3 separate regions of the Homo sapiens genome follow, and regions 2 and 3 are each linked to region 1. The links are chromatin loops, found by intact Hi-C in ENCODE. Cell type or tissue: B cell. All regions are shown on one strand.

What was found. A loop is a pair of places that touch in the nucleus more often than their neighbours do. Peaks named below come from ENCODE experiments on the same cell type or tissue, not always from the same donor. Only the 100,000 strongest peaks of a DNase experiment are listed, where the experiment ranks them.
Region 2: a loop joins it to region 1, with 7 times the contacts of the local background. A loop is called at or near these places in 5 of 110 quality-filtered maps.
Region 3: it touches region 1 in a loop (35-fold over the local background); 2 of 110 quality-filtered maps call a loop at or near these places.

What each region holds. Positions count from the first base shown.
Region 1 is chr1:40,036,304-40,044,303 of GRCh38, forward strand. CAP1 (cyclase associated actin cytoskeleton regulatory protein 1) reads left to right here and starts at 4,426. Exons shown (of 13, transcript NM_006367.4): 1 at 4,426-4,498. LOC105378669 (a long non-coding RNA gene) reads right to left here and starts at 4,143. Exons shown (of 3, transcript XR_001738013.3): 1 at 2,588-4,143; 2 at 1,794-1,848. RefSeq lists enhancers at 3,444-4,077, 4,046-4,115, 4,078-4,712, 4,366-4,565, 4,636-4,725. In B cell, a CTCF peak has its summit at 3,131; DNase peaks (open chromatin) are centred at 2,588, 3,238, 3,568, 4,298 and 1 weaker place; H3K4me3 peaks cover 4,798 bases; H3K27ac peaks cover 7,821 bases.
Region 2 is chr1:40,704,392-40,712,391 of GRCh38, forward strand. All of the region lies in intron 1 of NFYC (nuclear transcription factor Y subunit gamma), which reads left to right. Among named protein-coding and RNA genes, the nearest start is that of NFYC-AS1, 16 kb to the left of the region's middle. RefSeq lists a silencer at 4,423-4,472 and an enhancer at 4,515-5,141. In B cell, no CTCF peak of the experiment used is centred here; DNase peaks (open chromatin) are centred at 4,820 and 7,580; H3K4me3 peaks cover 3,900 bases; H3K27ac peaks cover 5,174 bases.
Region 3 is chr1:40,527,214-40,535,213 of GRCh38, forward strand. It overlaps ZNF684 (zinc finger protein 684), which reads left to right and starts at 4,424. Exons shown (of 5, transcript NM_152373.4): 1 at 4,424-4,574; 2 at 5,930-5,968. The coding sequence starts at 5,954. LOC124904149 (a long non-coding RNA gene) reads right to left here and starts at 4,333. Exons shown (of 2, transcript XR_007066022.1): 1 at 4,275-4,333; 2 at 3,365-4,142. RefSeq lists an enhancer at 4,224-4,518. In B cell, CTCF peaks have their summits at 5,807 (motif pointing right) and 6,007; DNase peaks (open chromatin) are centred at 4,358 and 5,808; H3K4me3 peaks cover 1,623 bases; H3K27ac peaks cover 1,360 bases; H3K27me3 peaks cover 287 bases.

The DNA of each region.
Region 1 (8,000 bases):
GACACTTTAGACCTTATTTTGCTTTCTGATGGCCTTTGCCAGGGAAACAGACAAGAGATTCTCTATACTTAATAATAATTGTTACTACTCATTGAGTGTTTACTGTGAGCCAAGTGTTTTATTAGTTTTCTGTCCTAATTCCTATCAACCATTTAAGACGGCTATTAATATATCCTCTGAGGTTAAATGAGGATAACTCCAAGATCACACAGTTGGCAGAGTTGGGATTCAGTTTCAGAGTGACCCCAAAGCCAGATCTTAATCATATTTCTATATTGCGGCTATTTCTTTTGCCAACTCCTAATTTTTGGGCCTGATCCCCTATCTGAGGCTGAAATCTGGGGCCATACCCTTGGAGGGGAAGAAAGATAGGGTCACATAGACTGTTGTCTGTCATTAGCCCGTTTGGCAGGGGGATATAGGCTCTGCCCAAACGTAGACAGGCTCTGAGCCAGGTTGCACAGATGCAGGCAGTCCTCTGAGTCAGGCTGGGAAAGGCTCCAGATGAACCGCCAGACTTCTGTGTCTGAAACCCTGAGAGATAAAGAGGAAACTTGGGTGGCTCCCTCAGAGACAAAGTGATTCTGCAGGTTCAGAATGTGCTGAAATCCAGGCCATAAGAAAGTGGCAATAATACATGAAGAGGGGGAATGTGTGAGAATCAATCAACTCTCTGCTGGCAATTCTTGCTTGTAAATTGATTAATTGAATTCTTTCTTCTCCTTCTCTTCCCAGGCTGGATTTTGAGGACTGAGGCTCAAAACCCCCAAACCCAGATCCAATCCTTTTTACACCTTCCATTTCCCCACATGCCAAGTCTCAGAGCCAACTTGGCCCCTCTCACCCTTTTCATTTAGTCAATTTTTACTATAAATACTTATTATCAATTTTGTGCCAGACAAACAAGGACTTATTGGGAGGAAGCAACTTACAGGAGAGGAAGCTATTAAAAGATAAGTGCACAAATAATGAATGAGGATTGTAATACCTGCCAGGAAGGAAAAGCAGTATTGAATGAGAATGTGTCTTAATTCATTCCTGCTGCTATAACAAAATACCTAGACTGGGTAATTTATAAATAATACAAATTTCTTTCTTTTTCTTTCTTTTTTTTCTGAGACGGAGTCTTGCTGTGTCACCCAGGCTGGAGTGCAGTGGCGTGATCTCAGCTCACTGCAACCTCCACCTCCTGGGTTCAAGTGATTCTCCTGCCTCAGCAGATTCGAGTAGCTGGGTTTACGGCCACGTAGCTGGGACTACAGGTGCCCACCACCATGCCTGGCTAATTTTTGTATTTTTAGTCGAGATGAGGTTTCGCCATGTTGGCCAGGCTGGTCTCGAACTCCTGACCTCAGGTGATCCGCCCACCTCGGCCTCCCAAAATGCTGGGATTACAGGTGTGAACCACCGCGCCTGGCCGATTCAGATTCTTATTAGATCTTTGTGCTTATCTTCTAGCAGTTCTCCCTGCCTCTTTTGTTGCCCACTGAAGGCCATGCCCTACACTGTAGCTAGATTTTTATTTCTAAAATACAGTATGACTAGTGCCTCCTCGCTTTCACATTAAGGTTTGACCTCTCTTGCCTAGCATAGTTTGCTCAACCTCCTTTTCTTCAGCCTTATCTCCTACTTTTCTCCTGCAGGAACCTCTCACCTCAGTCCAGCACAGATTCCCATCTCCACTACTGTTCATTCATGTTTGCTCTGCAAGGATCTATCTGTCCATCTCTGCCTAGGAAATGACTATTCTGAATTCAAGGCACTCACTGAACATGTGCTAGATGAGAACTCACCATGGATGAAGCACTGGGTACTGGACAAGGGGCAAGATCAGCGAGGAGGAAAAAGCTGGAAGACAGAAGGCAGCGTATCTTCTGATGACCACTCCAAATGGAAATATCATTTCCAAAATAGACTGTAAGCTCCATGAGAGCAGTAACAGGGTCTGACTTGTCCACTGCTGGATCCCTAGTTGTGCTTGGTACAAAGTAGCATAGCAATTATTGAACTCTTCCAATAATTGCTACTATGTAGCTCAATAGTTTTTTTTCAGTGCATAAATACATGTGACAGATATTCTTTTATTTATTTTTTTGAGACAGAGTCTCACTCTGTCGCCAGGCTAGAGTAGAGAAGCACGATCTCAGCTTACTGCAACCTCTGCCTCCCGGGTTCAAGCGATTCTCCTGCCTCAGCCTCCCAAATAGCTGGGACTACAGGCGCATGCCACCACGCCCAGCTAATTTTTGTATTTTTTAGTAGAGACGGGGTTTCACCATATTGGCCAGGCTGGTCTTGATCTCTTGACCTCGTTATCTGCCCGCCTCGGCCTCCCAAAATGCTGGGATTACAGGTGTGAGCCACCGCGCCCAGCCCTTCATGTGACGGATATTCTTAAACTATCTTCCCATCTCCTACTGGAGTTACAAATGCATGGATCTAGACTTCTTAAAAGACTGGACATTCCTTAGGGCAGGGGTTGTAACTTAAGTCGTGTGTGCATTCTTTATAATGAAGCATTTTACAAAGTGGTTTCACATACATTACTGCTTCCGTTTCTCATTACAGCCCCATTAATATTCCCCACCTGATGAGGAAACTTTCTTCATTCTCCTTCCTGCTTCCTCTTCTCTCTCCTCTTCCTCTAGAATGCGTGTATGGTCTATGTTCCTTCTGTCTCTAATCCAGAAAGAGATTTAGAATAACTAAATGCAGAGTCAAAGATTATGTCCAAATAAAGTTAGAGTTTGTGTGTGTGTGAGACAGTGTTTTTAGTTAAATGTCAATATTTAAAATATACTATGACTTTTATACCATATTTTTTCATGTTGTCATGTTCTTTTAAACATGCTGGGAGCCATAAAGTTAGGAAGAGGCCCAGTAACCCGTCCAAAGTAACCTGACCAAAGTCTGACCCCTAGTAGAGGGCCTATGCCAGCACTGGAACCCAGTGTCTCCAGATCCAGAGGCATTCACCACCTCAAATCTGCCTCAAATGTCTGCAGTATGGTCTATCACAGGGGCTAATTAAGCTCATGGGATTTAGAGTCAGACAGATGTGTTTCCTTCAAAGTTTCAACAGTTACTTTCTGACCTTGGCAAGTTATTCAGCTTCCTCATTTGAAAACTAGAGGGCATAATGGTACCTACCACCGAGAGTTGCTATTAGGAGTAAATGAAAATACGCTTGAAGAACTCAGCATGGGCCTGGCAAGTAGTCAGCGTGCAGTAAATGGTAGCTGTTATTTTAAGAACTTTATTTGTTGAATGATTGACTCTGGCACATAACGCCTGCATTCAACTTGAAACACGGAGCTGTCACAGTCGTTCAGCTGAAGGGGCGGGAACTGTGGCACTTGCCAATTTTTTCTAGAAATAAATCTTTGTGGGAGGATAATGACCGGTTGGAGAGTGTGAGTCTTGAGGGAACAAAGATCGGATCTCCCGGCCCAAGGAGTACGGAAGCGAAGCCTCCCCTGCGCGCGGCAGCCACCGTGCGTAACCTCCCCTGAACCGAGTAGCAGCCGCCTGAGCCCACCCAGCCCTGGGCGAGGCTGCCTCAGAAGCCGGATTTCAGCAGAGTGGGTGCAGGATCTGCTTTAATTCTGCTCATCTTATTCTCGGGGACCACACCCTGCGCGCCGGGAGGAAGGGCTCCAAAACCACAGGGCGGAGGCTTCCGCGCGGCCCCAGACTTGACCATCTATGGTCACAGAACACACCGACCAAACAGGAAGTGGGGTGAGAGCGGAGGGTTCCCTACCTTCCCAGCCCCGCGACTGCCAGCCGGGCTGGGGCTGACCCACCGCGCCCTCACTGACCCCCACGCCCTGCGCCCAGTCTCCGCAAGTCCTCCCACAACAATGTCCAGACTAATTGCCTTCCCACGTCACAAACGGGGAAACCGAGGTATGCACGCCCAGAGACAGGCGGAGCGTGGCCTCGATCACCACCGAGAGCTGACGGCCGCCCGGATTCCCGCCCTCAGAGAATCCTGGCCCCCAGTCGTTCCAAGACCCTTTACGGACTGCAGCTTAAAGGAACCGGCCTCTGCCATTGAGACCAAACTGACAGAGGAACTGGTCACTCTTCTGTTCTTTCCAGAGAGGAGCTTAGCCAGGGACTTCTGCCCTTCCTGGGCCCGGGCCTCGGGGGCGATTCCGGGTAGGTAAAGCGGAACGAGGGCGTGGCCTCTCTTGTGAGCCCGCCCTCCCCGTGTCGCTCCCGCCTTGAGGGCGGGGCTCTTTCCCAAGTGCCCTCTGTGAGAGCCGGGCCGCTCTCTCCGGGGCGTGGCGAAGAGGGGCGGAGTCACGAGCGGGGCGGTGAGACTTCCTGCCCAGTCGCGGGCCAGCCTAGCGCTTCAGCCGGCGGCTCATTTCCGGTGGGGGCGCCGCGCCCAGTGAGGGCCCGGAAGTGGGTCGCGCGGAGATTGCTGGGCGGTTCTTGCCGGAAGCGGAGAGCGGCTGATCGCAGTCCGGAGGTGAGGCGGAACTCTGAGGTGAGGGTGTGCAGCTTGGTAGGGATTGGGGTCCCTTCCGGGGCCCATCGGCCCCTGGTGGTGTTAATGGCCCTTCTGGCCTACGCGCGTGTCATGAACCCTGCCGAGAGGGCCGGGGCTGAGGCCCTCAGGCCGACCCGGACTCTTGGGCGCGGTCTCTTGAGGTGGGGCCGGGGTGAGCAGCTGAGTCCGGGTGCCCCGGGGAGGCCCCTCTGCCCGATTTCGCAGCGCTGCCCATCAGCTTCAGCGGAGGCCTGATTCCTGAGGTGCTCTGACTGGAAGGAACCTCCGAGATCGGAGAGTCTTCCCTGTCTCCTGTTGATGCTCCCATTGCACTGATAGGTAAATTGATCCCTAGAGAAGAGGCTAGTCTGAGATATATAGCGAGTGAGGAAAAGAATCGGAATCATGATCCTGGTGCCTTAGATAACCAGCCCCAGTTCTTCCCGTGTTGCTCGGAACCTCTCTAACTTGGGATGGTCTTCCGGTCGGTGTTGCCCCGCAGGCTGCTGCAGGTTAAAGGCCAGCGCTGCGTGGAACTTTTTTTTTTCTCTCCTCCCAAATTGAGCCGTTTGAAATGCCTAGGGAGTTTTTAAAAGAAAGGCGGGCACATCCTTGTATTTACAGGCAGATATCCTCCCTTTCCTCCTCGGCTGCTGCTCTTACTTTGACAAGCCAGGCTAACATTGAAGGTATGTACTTCTGGACCTGAAATCAGACGGCTCAGGTTTGGTCTGGCCTCAGTGCTGAGTGTCTGTGGCCATAGGTGCCTTAAACTTCTTTCAGCCTCCTTTTGTTCATCTTTTAAGTGGAGATCTCTGCTGACCCCACAAGATTAAATTCAGCGTAACAAATTGTGTTTATTCTGTGCCAGCATTTTCCCAGATGCGGGGAATGCAGCTTTAAAACAAAACAATGTAGACCCTGCCCGCGTGGAGCTAGCAGTGTTTGCAGGGATGTTTAAGAAGTAATTATAAATGTTGATGAGTGTTAGGAAAGAACAGGGTGCTCTGAAAGTATGTAACAGGGGGTTCAGGAAAAGCCCTTCTGAAGAAGCAGAGTTTTTAAGATGAATTTTGAAGGATAAATAGGAATGCGTTCGAAGAGTGGAATGAGAACATTTGAGACAGGTTAGCATCAGAACTGTGTCAGTTGAAGCTCTTTGTGGGGCTCTCTCTTCAAGAGAAAATCCGGGGGCATATCAGCACATTTATCATTTACCAGACTTTTATTTAATTTATTTATTTGTATTTTTAGTAGAGATGGGGTTTCGCCGTGAAGGCCAGGCTGCTCTCGAACTCCTAACCTCAGGTGATCCCCCCACCTCGGCCTCCCAAAGTGCTGGGATTACGGGCATGATCCACCGTGCCCGGCCCCACCAGACGTTTATTAAGACCTTAATATGTATGAGGCACATTTTAATGAGATAGCCTTTGTGGCAAAGAATACAGTTCTTCTGGAGTTTACAGTGGGAGAGGAAATAGACAAGTAAATGAGGGATGGCTTACAGTGTCATAGTGCATAGCACAGGGCTACAAGAGCACAGTGGAGAAATACCTGAGCCAGGTGCCCAGGGTTCCAGGAGGAAATGGGAGGCTAACTCTTGAAATATTTATTTAGCTACATAGGGAATCCGGAAAAGGGATTTCCAGGCAGAGACTACTACAGGTGCAAGGACCTGGAGAACCGGACAGCTGAAAGACCATGACGAGTTCAGTGTGACTGGAATTCTAGTAATGGCTGGGGAAGTGGAGGAAGTGAGATGTGGTCAGGTCAGTCATATGTGGAGGACATTGTAAGTCATGCTAAGGAATTTGGATTTTTACCCTGAAAGCTATGGAGATGCTTTGAAGGGTTTTATGCAGGAAAATGATGTCGTCAGATTTATATTTCAGAAAGTTCATTCTGTCAAGTAGGAGGGGACCAGCCCTGTGGGGAAGTAAAACAGTGTTTGGAAGCTCTTGCTGTAGACATGGCCTGAACTAAGACAGTGGAAATGGGAATGGAGAGGAGGCATCAGATGTGAGCAATATTAAGAAGATAGAATCCATAGAATTGGAGGCTGATTATGGGAATGAAGAGGTAAGAATAGCGCGATTGCCTGGCTTTCTGGCTTAGGGAACTGAATGGGTAGTACCATTCAGATAGAGAGTATGAGAGGTAAATTAGGGAAGTGACATGGGAAAAAATGCATTTTGAATGTTTTTAGTTTGAGGTGTTTGTAGCACATCCAGGCAAAGATGTCTAATAAGGTGGGTCAGCTAAAGGAAAGAGCAAGAGTAAAGATACGGAGGCAGGAGAGGGCCTAAATTGTTCAGTGATACTGGGGCCTGGAGTTTTGCAGAAGACCAGACTGCAAAAAAGGTTAGATGTCGGCCAAGTTGTGAAGGGCTTTTTGTTTGTTTGTTTGTTTTGAGACGGAGTCTTGCTCTGTTGCCCAGGCTGGTGTGCAGTGGCACAATCTCGGGTCACTGAAACCTCCACCTCCCAGGTTCAAGGAATTCTCCTGCCTCAGCCTCCTGAGAAACTGGGATTACAGGCGTGCGCCACCACGCCCGGCTAATTTTTGTATTTTTAGTAGAGACGGGATTTTACCATGCTGGCCAGGCTGGTTTCGAACTCCTGACCTCGTGATCCGCCTGCCTCGCCCTCCCAAAGTGTTGTGATTACAGGTGTGAGCCTCCGCACCCGGCGTGAAGGGCTTTTAATGCCTTGTTGAATTTGTTTGGATTTGATTTTGTGGGTGGCAGTTTGCTAATTGATTTGCCCAGGTCCAGCATAAAGAAATTTCTGGGCTGGGCACAGTGACTCACGCCTGTAATCCTGACACTTTGGGAGGCTGAGGTGGGCAAATCACTTGAGATCAGGAGTTCAAGACCATCCTAGCCAACATGGTGAAACACCATCACTACTAAAAATACAAAAATTAGCTGGGCGTGGTTGTGCATGCCTGTAGTCCCAGCTACTTGGGAGGCTGAGGCAGGAGACTCGCTTGAACCCGGGAGGCGGAGGTTGCAGTGAGCTGAGATTGCACTGCTGCACTCCAGCCTGGGTGATAGTGAGACTCTGTCTCAAAAAAAAAAGAAAAGAAAAAAGAAATTTCTCGCTTTTTCCAGAAATACTTCCTCAATTGGGTAGGCATAATTGATATCTCAGAGAAGTTTAAATAAAATGGTAGCAGCAAAAGTACTTTGTAGAATACAGCCTGATGTGCAAACCAAAAGTGGTGATATTGTTAAGATTCAGTGAGTATATTTTTGCTTTGGAGTTTAGCTATTGAGTCTGTAAAATGTTTTGTTTCCAACCTAGGGATGATCTTTTATTCTCACCCTTTTTCCTGGTTGCAGTTATTTTTTTAGCTTTTAAAAAGTGACTTTCTTGAGGCTGAGTTAGAGACTAGCCTGGTCAACATAGTGAGACCCCTGTCTCTACCAGAAAAAAAAAAGGTGACTTCCTCCTTTCAGTTTTTTGTGAAGCATTGTGAATCAAATTTTTTTTTACT
Region 2 (8,000 bases), 670 kb after region 1:
TAAGAAGATGCAGTTGTCTGGTGTAGAGGGCTGCTGAGATCCAGGACCAGGGAAGAATGTTAGCTGAAATCCTAGAGATTCTGTTAGGTTCTCAGTCCACAGTAATGACAGGTAGAAGAGAAAGCTATAGTAAGAGTGAATGGATTCAGCTGCCAAATGGAATTCAAGAATAATTTGGGTTCTCTTCCCACTGTGGCTTGAATTCTAAGGTAAGTGTTGATGAGAAGTAGGACTTGAGGTCTTTTCCTTGCAAACTGCCAAGAAGTAATAAAAACTACGCTGAAGACCTTCATAGAGTGTTAAAGGTCATGATTGGGTTAATCTGGTACATCCGAAGCAGAGTCGGAGGGCCAGCTTTTGGAACAGTGATCAGACATTTGGTGGGATTAGTGGTGAAAAACCTGGGTTTCCAGCATAAAAAGTGGAGAATTTTATGGCTCCTGGTAGTCTTCCCATACTGTCCTTTATGGCTAAGGAGTTGCTTTCTGCAGGCCTGCAGAATATGCTAGAGATAGAAGAGAGGTGTTTCTTCAAAGTGGCTTCAGGGCCTTAAGCAGGTCTTCTCCCTTTCTGAACCTTAACCGTCTATAAATCAAGGAAGTTGAATTGGATGACATTTAATACTTTCCATTTTTTCAATGCTTATTCAGGCATAGTACAATATGCTTTACATATATTACCTTGTTTAATCCTTAAAATGGCTCTCTGGTATACATGGTGATATCTATACATTACAGATAAGGAAACTGAGGCTCAGGGTTAGTACAGTGTCATATAATTAATAAGTAGAGTCAGAACTTGAAACTAACACTGCCTTCCAAGTGCTTAGTTGTTTTGCCATACTGGCACTAATTAGTAATCAGCGAGGTTGTGAACATGTTCTCCCTATTCTTCTGCTCCCCACCCCCACCCTTCACATGAGCTGCTTTTCCTTGTCAGCTGACTGGCCCTCAGGTGTTCTGGGGCTAAGAGAAGCTCCAGTACAGATAAGGCCTGTTGGCCTTCTGCCTTCTCTTCCCAGGATGGGAGTAGCTATTCAGAATCTGTAATCTAAACTTTTGAGAAAAGAATTACAGTACCTATAACACATCGTGTTAACATAACCAAACTCTTTATTTGGATGCCATTGTGAAATTGTCTCACAACCCCTTCAAATTTTAACAGTGTACTCTTGTTAATGATTTACCTAGTTGTTTCATGCTCTTATAAATGTGGTTTGTTACTGGTTAAATGGTCCTAATAATTTAGTAGTAAAATTTGTAACAATTTATAGGGTGATATTTGGTCATACCATTGGCTAGGTCTCTAACTGGCATATCAAATTTAACATTAGTCAGATTTTTAAATTTTAATATTTATTTATTTATTTACTTGAGGTAGAGTCTCACTCTGTCGCCCAGGCTGGAGGGCAGTGGGATGATCACGGCTCATTGCAGCCTTGACCTCCTGGGTCAAGTGATCCTCTGGTCTCAGCTTCCAAAGTAAGTGGGACCACAGGCGTGTGCCACCACACCTAGCTAATTTTTGTATTTTTTATAGAGATGGGGTCTCACTATGTTACCCAGGCTGGTCTCAAATGCCTGAGCTCAAGTGATCCTCCTTCCTTGGCCTCCCAAAATGCTGGGATTACAGGTGTGAGCCAACACGCCTGGCCCAGATTTTTAATTTTTAAATTTGTTGAAGTTGGATAATGGTTTATGCTATCTACACATATATATGGCACCTAAGAATTTCCATGGATGTGCCCTGAGGTGCTCCATGTCTTGGTAAGCAGTGTGGTGCAGCGGAAAGAGTACCACTCTCGGTGGGACCCAAGTTTGAATCCAGATGTATGGCTAGGGACCAGTTTTTGTAACTTCTTTGAACCTCACTCTTTCTCACTGGTAGAAGGGTATTGTAGTGAGAATTAGAGGGGTAAAGTCTGTAATATACCTAGCACAGAACCTGGCACTAGTAGGTGTTCAGAAATCATTTCATTTCATCATGGGAAATGAGTGGAATGTAGAGAAGTTAATATGGCAGAGTGATAGGGCAGACCACCTTGCTCCTATTTCGGGTCCCTGCTGAATCTCTGCACATGTCAAGGATGAGTTCTCATGTATGGTCAAATGAGGAGTTTCTAGAAAAGAGCTCGTCTACCTAGCAAAACAATTGTATTTTTCAGTCCTAGGATATTTAGCTTTGGTGGGAGGAAGCAGATCTAAGGAGATTGTTAAAGGCCTCAGGTAATGAATGGTGAGATGCTTGTATTTGAATGTGTTGCTAAAAAAAAATAATGAAAAGAAAAGAAAAACATGCTAATTGATTTTCACCACATTAGGAGCTGCCTCTTAAAAAACCGAAGCAGTTGGTCCAAAATCCATAAGAAAATCTTTGACTACCACTGGTAGACTTCAGCACCTTGGAATGTTTTCAATAACCACAGTGAGACTAGTAAGAATACTTATAATATCTCTTCTGAGATCAGCTCTGCTGTGCTTATTCTTAAAAATATGGGGCCGGGCGTGGTGGCTCATGCCTGTAATCCCAGCACTTTGGGAGACCGAGGTGGGTAGGTTTTCTGAGGTCAGGAGTTTGAAACCACCCTGGCCCACATGGTGAAACCCTGTCTCTACTAAAACTACAAAAATTAGTCGGATGTGGTGGTGGGCACCTGTAATCCTAGCTACTCGGGAGGCCGAGGCATGAGAATCGCTTGAACCCAGGAGGCAGAGGTTGCTGCGAGCTGAGATCGCACCGTTGTACTCTAGCCTAGGTGACAGAGGGAGACTCTGCCTCAAAAAAAAAAAAGAAAATTTTTTTATATATATATGGTAGAAGGCTGGGGTGCAGTGGCTCACTCCTGTAATCCCAGCACTTCAGGAGGCCGAGGTAGGTGGATCACTTGAGGTCAGGAGTTCAAGACCAGCCTGGCCACCATAGTCAAACCCTATCTCTACTAAAAATACAAAAATTAGCTGGGCATGGTGGTGGGTGCCTGTAGTCCCAGCTACTAAGTAGATCACTTGAACCCAGGAGGTGGAGGTTGCAGTGAGTCAAGATCACGCCGCTGCACTCCAGCCTAGGCAACAGAGTGAGACTCCATCTCCAAAAAAAAAAAAAAGAGAGAGAGAGAGAAAAATTTATCCTCGTCCAGGCACAGTGGCTCACGCCTGTAATCCCAGCACTTCGGGAGGCAGGGGCAGGAGAATCCCTTCAGCCCAGAAGTTCGAGACCAGCCTGGGCAACATGGTGAGAACCCATCTCTACCAATTTAAAAAAAGAAAAAAAAAAAACAAGAAAAGAAAGAAATAGAAAAATTAGCGGGGGTGGTAGCACACACCTGTAGTCCTAGCTACTCAGGAGGCTAAGGTGGGAAGATCGCTTGAGCCCAGGAGGCGGAGGCTGCAGTAAGCCGAGATCGTGCCTCTACACCCCAGCAACACCCCAGCTTCGGTGACAGAGCCAGACCCTATCTCAAAAAAAAAAAAAAAAAGAATGAAAGAAATAACGAATTTATCCTCTGGAATGTCAAACTCTGTGACTGCCCTAAATAAATCAGTTAGTCCATCAAATTATAATGTGCTTTTAGTAATACATCGTCAGCCCTCTGCATCTAAGGATTTAACCAACCATGGGTCAAAAATATTTTTAAAAATTGTGTCTGTACGGAACATATGCAGACTTTTTTTCTTGTCATTATTCCCTAAACAATACAGTATAACAACTACATATATAGCATTTACATTTTATTAGGTATTATACATAACCTAGCGATTATTTAAAGTATGGAGGAAGCTGGGCAAAGTGACATGCACCTGTAGTTTCACCCAAGTTGGAAGCTGCAGTGGGAAGATTGCTTGAGCCCAGGAGTTTGAGGCTGTTGTGCCCTGATTGTGCCTGCATAGCTACTGCATTGCAGCCTAGCAACATAGTGAGACACCATCTCTTAAAAACAAGTATACATGGGAATGTGCAAGTGTTTTATGCAAATACTATACCATTTTATATTAGGGACATGAGCACCCAAGGATTTTGGTATCCATGAGAGGGTTGGCTGGGGAGTATCCTGGAACCAGTCTCCCATGGATACCAGGGGATGATTGTATTCACTAATGTTCTAGCTTTTTTGTCATTCCCCCCAACCCCTTATCATTATATTTCCTTCTTAGGTTCCTGGTTGACTTTCTAGAAATGCCACTTCCATTGTCCCTGCCGCTAACTTCATACATTACCTTAAAATTTTCCTATTTAAATTAGTTTGTGTTTTAAAATAAAGTGCTTTGCCTTGATACCAGTCTGTGCCTTTAAAGTGCCACTAACATAATGACAGATGCCTTTTAGAAATCATGCAAACTATTGTATGGCCATTGGCATCACTCTGTTAGTGTTAAAGAAGCTGTATTTTCTTTGGATTAGCCCTACCCAGTTTTGTTTTTCTTCTGTTAATGCTCAACAGAAAACTGAAGATGGTCACAACTTTCCGACCTTGTGCACATTGCTTCTCTGGTCTATTGCCATAGGATACCGTAGCAGTATCTTACAGACATCTTTGATGGCCAATCAGAAGCAGTTAAATTACCTTAAATTTTTTAAATGGAACTCTGACAGCCAATAAGAAATCCCGTGGGTGGGAACACTAACAACCCTTTGGCTTGTTTTTAAGAACAATTCTAAATTTTCAATATTCTGTTTTAGAAGCACATGATGCCCTAGTGCAGCTGCTATGTGCATTTGCCAGACATTTCCACGCCTTAGAGTTCCCCATAGTTTGAAGTCTGAATCTGACCCCTGTTCTGCTTCTCAAGGTAACTTTAAAACAGGAAGTGTACAAAAGAGGTAACTGATGACGTGAACAGCCAATCGTGGCTTTGTGTTCTTAGCCGATAAAGCAGTTCAGCCAATGGGACCACTGTGGAGGCAAGGTTTGGTGTCAAATAGCATGCTAGATTGAATGCCTTTGACTGTTAAAGTGGAAGGAGGCTGCAGGGCTTCATTGGAGCCTCGGAGTTTTTCACTGAGGCAGGGGTCAGCTGAAAGACAAAGAAAAATGGCGAATAGTTTGTTGGGGGGTGGGAGGACAGCTGTTCGGGTTTTCAGTGGAGTGGACATTCCAGACTCATGTTTCTGCATCTCCTGCTGCCTTTTGTTTCCTCCGTCCTTTGGGGGGTAGGGATAGGAGTGACTTAAATTCTCCCAGTCGGTGGAGGTATAAATAACTACATGTAAAATTAATGCAGTTCCCGGTAAGTTTAATTCTTTGTTTTGTGTTGAAATGATAGAAACTGTTTAGCTTCAGAGAGTGTAGACAAGTTGCACTGTTCAGAAAATGGCCACTTTACATTCCATGCATACCTTTTGGTGCACCTAGAATACCTTGCTGTGTTTAGATTTTGCATGTCCTTCAACTAGGATTTCTTTCCTAGTTGGGTATCGACAAGATCAGGTACATGGAGAAAGGCTAATCATTTTTCAGGGGCACACAGAAGCAAAACACTTTTCTCTTTGCATTGGGTAAACTTAACTGTTTTCCAAATAATTTTCCTTTGTTCAAGTGCCCTGAAGCTTTCCTACGGAATAAGCTGGGTTGTTGTGAGAGTTTTTCTATTTCCATGCACTTTGTTGACATCTGTGTTTTCAGATATGGAAGCAACACTGTTGCTGTTAGAAATTTGTGTGAAAATACGATTTGCACTGCTGCAGGTTCTAATGGTGAAGGCCCACATGCCAGTGTGAAATTTTCCCATAACTTTCTTGATTTACCAGTCTACCTCTAGATTCTAATAAGTAGTAGTTAATGTAGTAACAATCTTTGTTTTTAATGCACATTTTAGCTTAGAATGCTGGTTAGAAATATCTTCACTTATATTGACAGTGATGAGCAAATATTTTTCCACAGATTTCACACATTTTGTCAGGTGTTGATTTAGTTCTTTAAAATGATGTGAGCAAAGTGCTTTCCATTTTTCCGTATTAAATATTTAAAATCCTGCAGTTTGTGAATAGGAAAGTTAAGAGTATAGGCACCCTATCTTTTGCCCTTGATATGTATATATTTTTCTCTTTATGGATATAAAGCTAATGTAGGTTGCTAATCAGTAACCAGCCAGTTCTCATGAACAGTGAAATCTTCAATCCCACATACTAAGATCTATAATACACCTGATTTTAAAATGCAATTCTTTGTTTTCTTTTTATTTGCAAATATGGAATGAAGGTCATTGGAACATTTCTGCAGCAGACTCAGTGTGGAGCCGTCAGCCAGCAGCACTTAGTCTCTGGGTACGGAAAAGGAGCAGGCCCTATTAGAGGAGAAGTTTCGAGGGTGTCGATTTGCCTTCCCTAGCTTCCCCTCTAATAAAGGATTTACCTTAGAGGACTGATAGGATTTAGATTCGGGGCTCTTGGAGTTGTAATGATATAGCAAGTCAAAGTTCCTGGATGCAGGCCTCTGTCGTTGCTTGCAAAAGTGACCTTGAAAAACTGCTGGGGAGTTGAAAGATTGAAGGACAAAGTTTGTTTATACAGATTTGGACTGAAAAGCTCTATTTAAGATGAAAAGAGACTGTACTTCTGATATTCAAGTCGAGTGGTTAGTAGGAATATGTTATAGATTCAGATTAGGAATTTTCAGGGAATAAGACAATAGGGCTGCATTCATTCTCTCTCCCACTCTTTTTACTTCCCTCCCCCCAGCAAAAAATTCTAAATTCTTTTGGTATGATAGCTGAGTGAACTGCCTAACAGATTCAGAATTCCTTGCATGCTACCTTGTCTTCTTTGTAATCTAGAGGGTTCTTAGTGAAGGGGATAGATAGTATTTTAGGAGTTCAGAGTAGTTGTATTTGTGAAAGTTTTGGGGAATTAGAATGCTTATAATAAGAAAATGTTCATTCTGGGAATTTAAGTCCTAAGATGAAGAAGTATGTGTTAAGGATTACATTTTAAGAGGTAGTTATTTTGATTTAAATTTATTTGTTTGTCATTGATTATTTATATGTTATCAGTTGTTCCAGATTATATATATGATTTTAAAAACAGTTGTAGGTGCTGACTTGACCCTGTTGGCCCTAGGAGAAGGCCTGCAGCAGGGGAGGCAAAAGTGAAGGTGTGGTACAGTATGAAGTAAACTATAAACTTGAGAACTTTGTGGATTTGGCTTCTTGGAAAGATGCCCAGTCACTGCCTCTAGCCGAGGTTCTTCACCATTCTCTTTGAGAATGACCCACTACCTGGAAAAATGCACATGGGCATGCCTGTACAAAACCTTTGATGACTAAGTTATTTTTTAGTGTATGTCAAATGGTATTTAACACTTCAGCCAGATAAATGTTTACTAGACAAATGAAGAAAACTTTGCTTCCAGAAAGAGCAAAGACCTTCTAGAGAGCTAACTCTAATTTAGGCCATGGGTGGCTGTGTGTGTAAGTGGGGGAGGCTTAGATGGGGTCTAGAGATATGGACATTTATTTACTCTGATCACAGTATTTGAGGCAGCATGGTACAGACCATTTAAAGTCAAGAGATCTGTGTTCAAGCCCCACTCACCTTTATCACCAGCTTTGTAGGTTTGGGCAAGTCAGCTATTTAGTGTTAGCTTCCTCACATGTAAAAATGGAACCTAAAAATAGTGTCTGATTTAGTGGCGAGTCTTGAATGAGATCATGTGTGTCAAAGTACTTTGCAAATTGTGAAGAGCTACATAATATTAGTTGTTACTAATCCAGACTATTTGGGGGATGAAACGTTTATGAAGATAGGTGTGGCATCAAAGAAAAAAATGCCAGTATTTTAATATTTGTAAAAAGGAGTTAGTTTAAACCTGACACATTTCTTTTTAAACTGCCTTCACCTGCATATTCCTATTTATGCTGACATGACCCTATTTATTTAATGCATATGTTGAGACCACCAGTCCTTTACTCATCAAGATCCTTGTGAAAGAATTTTAACCCCTTTGTCAAAATTTAAGGACCTCTCAGAATAGGATGAAATGGGTATGCTGATTTTTAAAAAACTCT
Region 3 (8,000 bases), 490 kb after region 1:
GGCACTATTCACAATAGCAAAGACTTGGAACCAACCCAAATGTCCATCAATGATAGACTGGATTAAGAAAATGTGGCACATATACACTATGGAATACTTTGCAGCCATAAAAAAGGATGAGTTCATGTCCTTTGTAGGGACATGGATGAGGCTGGAAACCATCATTCTGAGCAAACTATCACAAGGACAGAAAACCAAACACTGCATGTTCTCACTCACAGGTGGGAATTGAACAATGAGATCACCTAGACACAGGGTGGGGAACATCACACACTGGGACCTGTTATGGAGTGGGGGGAAGGGGGAAGGATAACATTAGGAGAAATACTTAATGTAAATGACAAGTTAATGGGTGCAGCACACCAACATGGCACATGTATACATATGTAACAAACCTGCAAGTTGTGCACATGTACCCTAGAACTTAAAGTATAATAAAAAAAATCAAGTCAAATCAAATCCTGTCATTCTCAGCAACACATATGTAACTGGGGAACATTATGTTATGTGAAATAAGCCAAGAAAAGAAGGTTAAACAACGCATGTTCTCACATGCAGAAGCTTTAAAAACTTGATCTTATAGAAGTAAAAAGGAGAGAAGAGGATACTAAAGGGTAGGACGAGTTTGGGGAAGGAGGGGATAGGAAGATATTTGTTAAAGGATAGAAAATTACAGCTAGATAGCAGGAATAAATTCTCATGTTCTATACCACTATAGGATGACTATAACAATAATATAGTTTCAGATAGCTAGAAGGAAGGTATTGAATATTCCCAACACAAAGAGATGATAAATATTTGAGATGAAGTATATGTTAATTACCCTGATCTGAACACTATACATTATACATATACACTATGCCTATGTATACACATGCACTATATATATACACTATATGTCAAAATATCACTATGTACCCCATAAATATGTACAGTTATTATATATCAATTTTTACAAACCTCACCAGGGTCCTACAAATTTAGGTACTGTTATTGTTCTCATTTTACATTTGAGGAATCTGAGGCACAGATAAATTTATAAACTGGCCCAGTGTTGCATACCTAATAAGAGGTAGTGCACTGATTCAAATCCAGGCAGTCTATCTCTGCAGCCCACACTGTTAGCCACTAGTATGTCAGAAATTCAAAACTTCAAAGTCAATGTCTAACCAACCCAGGAGCAGTGAACACCACCAGATGCCTGATCAAGGTCTTGAAATACCATCTCCCATTAAAAAGAGCCAGGTTCCTTGGAGAAATGGCTGATTTAAGGTCTGGGTCAGGAAATGAACAAGAGAAACCTGAAGCACCTTGTCATATAGATAACAAGCTATTGAAGACTAATAGGATCATTCCAAAAGAAGAGGACTCTCAAGAGCCAACTTAAAGAGGCTCCCAATGGCCAAAGATGTGACAGTTTGAATATCAGTAGGGATAACAATAGCAATAGATTGAAGCACATCAAACATGTTTAAATCTATGAGTTCATAATGATGCTCAAAAATTGGTCATGTTTAAGAGATAATTGGGATGTTAAGTTGAAAACTGGTAAATAAATTTTTTTCCTGACATTCCTATGTGAACTGTATACCTGAATAACTACATAGTACATGATATGAAGTTCCTCTTTATAGGAATAATCCAGCTGCTAAATGACAAAGGAATGATAGAATTAGAGTGTCCCTTTTTTACAACCTCTAAAGTTGTGGTATGATCATAGCTGACTGCAGCCTCAAACTCTTGGCCTCAAGCAATCCTCCCTCTTCTTCAGCCTCCCAAAGTGATGTGGTTACAGGCATGAGCCACTGTGCCCAACGTTTGTACTTAATTTTTTAAAAACTCTAAAAGAAATTGCAATTATGAGAAAATTGATAATTTGAACAATGACTCAATGTTTGATGATGTTAAGGAAATATTGTTAATATTTTAGATGTGATAATAATATGGTTTTTTAAGTCTTTATTTTTATTGGTGAAATTATATGCTCTGGGATTTGCTTCAAAATACTATGCAATGGGGTTGGGGGTAGAGATGAAACAGAATTGGCCCTGAGTTGATAATTATTGGAGTTGGGGGATGGATACATGGAAGTTCACCACTATTCTTTCTACTATTGCATAGTTTAAAATTACCATAATGAAATGTTTTGTAAAATTAAATGCCTAATTTTTGGGTTGCACAAAATACATACTGTTTCTAATAAAAATACATAAGTAATTTGGTCCAAAATACTTTAGATATTAAGATGTAATGAATTTATTCTACTACCCATGTCTTTAATATATGTCCTTTCTGTTGAGAGAGAGGAGAGGAGAGGGGAGGGGAGGGGACGGGAGGGGAGGCAGAGAGAGAGAGATGTGTTTATTGCATAGAAAATGCTAGTAAAGTCAGTGGGTACTAATATCACTTGATCTTAGCCAAAAGGCTGAGAAGCGATAATGGCTACTAATATCAAGCCAGTTCTTAATGGTGCCAGGCAATAGTACTACATTTCCTTAATCTATTCACTTGCTCACATTCATAAATCATACTTTATCGAATCTCAGATGCCATTGATTATAAGTTGTATTATTATTTTATATACTAATAAAAAACAATGCTCCTGATTAAACTATGGAATGCCATCACTTGTAAGACAGCAATTTCACAGATGTTAAAATATGAAAAAATCATGTTTCAAAATCATCATAATACGGTATTCATCTTTTCTGTCAAGTCTAAAATACTTTCCCCCTATCTTCATTTCAGCTTCCTATTTCACTGGGAAAATAGAAGCACTCAGAACAGGGCATCCTCTTTCTCCTACCACCATATTTGTCCACCTGTTTGGATCTGTACTTATAAACTCTGCCTCCCCTTTTATTTCAATGGAGATGAATTATCCATACTCTTACTTAGAATGATCCCTGTGATTGTGTACTGGATTCCATCCCTTCTCTTCTCAAGGACATTCCTCCGAGTAACTAGCCTGTCTATCCTGAATTGTGTATTTCCCGCCTCTACTGGATCTTTTGTTTTATTTTATTAACTAATTCATTTATTTGAGACAGAGCCTCGCTCTGTCGCCCAGGCTGGAGTGCAGTGGTGTGATCTCGGCTCACTGCAACCTCTGCCTCCCGGGTTCAAGTGATTCTCCCGCCTCAGCCTCCCAGGTAGCTGGGTTTACAGGCGTCTGCCACCACGCCCGGCTAATTTTTGTATTTTTAGTAGAGACGGGGTTTCACCACGTTGGCCAGGCTGGTCTCCAACTCCTGACCTCAGGTGATCTGCCCACCTAAGCTTCCCAAAGTGCTGGGATTACAGGCGTGAGCCACTGCGCCCAGCCTAGATCCTTTTAATTAGTACATAAACTTACTATAATTTCTTCCATCTTTTTTATTTTATTTTTTTGAGACAGAGACTAGCTCTGTCGCCCATGCTGCAGTGCAGTGGCGGGATCACGGCTCACTGCAGTCTCTACTGTCTGGGCTCAAGCGATCCTCCCATCTCAGCCTCTCAAGTAGTTGGGACTTCAGGCGGGTGCCATGCCAGGCTAGTTTTTTATTTTTTGTAGAGATGAGGGTCTCACTATGTTGCCTAGGCAGTTTCAGACTCCTGGGCTCAACCAATCCTCCCACTTTGGCCTCCTGAAATGTTAGGATTACAGGCATAAGCCACCACACTCAGCCCCATCTTTGAATTAAAAAAAAAAAAAAAATTAGAACGTGGAAAAACGCAACAACAAAAGATTAACAAAATCCCTATCCCATGATAGCCTTATTTTTCTGCTCACCTTAAAAACAAAACTTCTTAAAAGTATTGCGTATATTTGCTTTCTCCATTTCCTCTCCTCCCATCCTTCCCTCCAACTCCTATCAAATTTTCATCAGACTTTATCAAACTTCCACCACTGCCAAAATGGCGTTTCAACATCACTGGTGACCATTGCTACAGTGGCCCATTCTTAATTCTCATTTTACTTGACCTATGAGCAACATTTGAGACAATGGGTCACTCCCTTCTTGAAACACTTCCTTCCCTTGGTTTTGCAGATCTAAACTCTCCTACTTTTCCATCTACTTCATGGATTATTCCTTCTCAGTCTTCTTTGTTGGATCCTCTTCACCTCTCCGACTTAACCTGGTGCATTGCTAGAAGAAACCCTGCTGAGTAAGAGCAAATTGTTTTTAGCATACCGCCGATTTTACTTTCCAGTATTTAAAAATGCTGTGTATCCTTTTAAATGAAAACGACTTAAAAAGCGTGGCTCTCAGGCTAGCAATAGAGATACCAACCCGGGAATCTCCGCACCACCCCCCAAGAGGAAGCAGCGTCTGACGTCTTCCGGAAACGAGCTCCACTGGCCTTATGGGAAATGTGGTCTCCGACGGATGGCCTACACCCGGGAGGAGTCCAGGAACTCTAGGTGGACAGTTACTTCCGCACACGCGTAGTAGGACGGTAGCCGGTATTCAATCTTCAAATCAGCGCCGCGGGAAGTGCGGGCGGGTGTTGCTCCCCTGTCTCTGGACGACGCTGTGACTGATCCCAGGCTTGGAGCCGGAGCTGCGAGCGAGGCAGTGAAAGGGTGGCAGGTATGGCTTTGCTGGACTCGGAGGACGTAAGAGAAAGGCGGGGACTGGCTTCTAGGTTTACCCTACCGAAGATAAAACTTTAGTCTCCAAGCGCAGTGACTTCAGGTTTGGATATGTGGGTCCTGTTCAACTCGAGTAGCTGAGAGAAAGCAAGAGTTGGGCTCCGACTGGCACTGGGTAGATGTCCAGGGCTCTGGTGGGACTGGGAGAGGCTCAATTTGCATTCCTGCTCTTGTAGGTCAAGGTCACTATGTAGGAGTCTGTTCATCTAACTGTACCTTTCCTGGTTCCAAGAGCATAGTTGGCCCGACTGGAGCCTGCGACAATTTTAAGCCGTGTCAAGGGATCCAGTGGAAACTGTAAGCTATTTCAAGGGATCCAGGAAGAAAGCATTCTTGAGAAACTGCTATGGATTAGAAGGGTATTCTCAGCAATCATTTGAAGTAAATGCTATTACCATTTTGCATATGAGTTAACTGAAGCTGAAAGGTGAAATTACTTGCCTGGACTCACACAGCTTAGTAAGTGGAAGAACTGAGATTCAAACTCAGATACATTTTCTCCAAATTTCTTTTTTTTTTTTTTTACAGTATAGCATTCCTGCATAAAACAGAGTTGGGTTTATTCTCCTGAAATGTTTGAGCAATGAATGCTGAGTAAATTTCGATTTGTAGTCATTTTGTAGAGTCTCTTGGTGTATCTGCAGATCTTCCAGTGCAGACTGTGTAAATGAAGATGTGAGTCCCCGGTTTGCCCATTATACCCTTTCTAGAGCCCCAGCAGTTCTAAGCTCATAGGAGATGGCGAGTTTCTACAGAGAGAAACATTTGGAGTTTAAACTGAAGGATCCAGCTTAACAAAAAAAAAATAAAAAAAAGTGTTCCTGGGTCCCTGAATCCAGCCTTCTCAAGAAAGCCCAACCTAATTTGCAATCTCTTATCCCAGCGTCAGAGTAGAAACCAGAGAATCACAGGAAGGAATCATTTTTAGACTTACGGAGCTTCAGAGACCAAGCTTTTAAGTGAGTCAACTCATTCATTATTTCTTCAGGATAAATTTCTGGGAGGAAAAAAAATAACTGTTTCAAGAGGAACCACTTGGTGCTAGATCAGTAGGACAGAAACATATAACATCCTTATCTAAGCTCCATATATTCCTAACAATCACAAGTAGAGATCTGTGCTTATGGAACATGGACTTTTCTGTCTTGCTAGAAATGTCATTCTCCCCCACTAGGTGGCATTTTCTGAGGCTGCAGTGTGGGTACTTATGGTCTGATAGAGCAGGGTTCTACTTTGCATGCAGTCCTGGTATCTCAGGTCTTTCTATTCTCTTCCCCATTTCTACTTTCATAGATTTCTGTGTAAGAGCTGCAGAAAATGATCAGCTTCCAGGTAAGGTATCCATCTATTCATCCAGTTGTTTAAATCTCCCAAAAATCCATATGATAAAAAGGAAATGTATGGTCAGGAAAAATGTAAACCAAATAAAAGATCAAGTCTAAAAGGAAATTTAGAAGATTGGTAAGTTGATATTCAAGTCATAGGGTTTGCAGATGGTTGGAACAAATTTGAGCTGCAAATGTGTACTCAGTCTTCCTGGAAATCATAGTAAATGGATAACCAGCCAGTTAAAAAGTATTGGCATTGCTGTGAAGATAAAGCAAAATTATTCTCCTTGTAAGTAAAGTTTTTCCTGACACAGTTCTTTGAAGAAAATCTTTTCTAATGAGTTTTCACATAGATAACATTAGAAATAACATTCACAGCAGCAGCCTGCGATAAATACAGCATCAGGTTTCCTATGACTTTCTTAGAGTATTCCCTAGAGTAAGAACATAGTGCCAAGCAGCACTAAATGAACTCAATTTATAAGTCCAGGTATGTGGCCTTTTTAATGCCCACCTGGATCCATAAGTAAATCTTGTACCTTTTCCAGTCTCTAGCTATCCTGAGCATTTACTCTTCTACATGAATTTTAAGGTCATCAAAATAACAAATATTGTCAAGGTTCATAAAGCAGTATGTTAGGTATTCTTTTTTTTTTTTTTTTTTTTGAGACAGTCTTGCTCTGTTGCCTAGGCTGGAGTACAATGGCGTGATCTCAGCTCACTGCAACCTCTACCTCCCAGGTTCAAGCGATTCTCCTGCCTCAACCTCCCAAGTAGCTTGGATTACAGGCATGTGCCACCACGCCCAGCTAATTTTTGTGTTTTTAGTAGAGACGGGGTTTCACCTTGTTGACCAGGCTGGTCTCGAATTCCTGACCTCAAGTGATCTGCCTGCCTCAGCCTTCCAAAGTGCTGGTAGGATTACAGTTGTGAACCACTGCGCCCGGCCAGATATTCTTATTAGGATTGCATTAAACTTAATAGGTTAATTTGGAGAGAATTCATGACTTTTCAATGAGTCCTATTTATTCAGGTTTTCTTATAGGTCTTTTATTATAATTTTTTTTTTTTTTTTTTTTTTGAGACAGAGTTTCACTCTGTTACCCAGGCTGGAGTGCAGTGGCACAATCTTGGCTTACTGCAACCTCCATCTCCTGAGTTCAAGTGATTCTCCTGCCTCAGCTTCCTGAGTAGGTGGGATTACAGGTGCCCGCCACCACGCCCGGCTAATTTTTGTATTTTTAGTAGAGACAGGGTTTCACCATGTTGGTCAGGCTGGTCTCGAACTCCTGACCTCAGGTGATCCACCCATCTCAGCCTCCCAAAGTGCTGGGATTATAGGCATGAGCCACCGCACCCGGCCCTTTTATTATAATTTTATAGGTTTTATAAGTTTCTTATTGTAATTCCTGTACATTTCTTATATTTATTCTTACATATGGTTTTAGTTGCTATTGAGAATGAGGTAGGCCTTTTTTTCATTATCTCTTCTAATTGGCTATTTTGGTAAATAGAAAAATATGGACTTCTCTTGGCTGGGCATGGTGGTTCATGCCTATATTCCCAGCACTTTGGGAGGCTAAGGTGGGAGGATTGCTTGAGGCCAGGAGTTCAAGACCAGCCTGGGCAATATAGCAAGACCCCATCTCTAGAAAAAAAAAATTAATTAGCATGGCATGATGGCACACACCTGTAGTTCCAGCTACTAGGTAGGCTAGGGCAGGAGGATCTGTTGAGCCTAGAAGATCAAGGCTATAGCTAGCTATGGTCACAGCACTGCACTCTAGCCTGGGTGACCCTGTCTCTGAAGAAAAGAAAAGATGGATTTCTCTATGTTGAATTTATATCCAGCCAATGTACAGAACTCTTGTTAGATCTAAGAGTTCTTTAGTTGATTCTTCTATTTCTTAGGTAGACAATCATACATTCCAAATGGAGTTTTATCTCTTCCTGCCCAATATTTATACCTTCCCCCATATTTTCCTTGTCTCATTGCAATGGCCAGGACTTCTAGTCACTGCAGTTTTGAATAAACA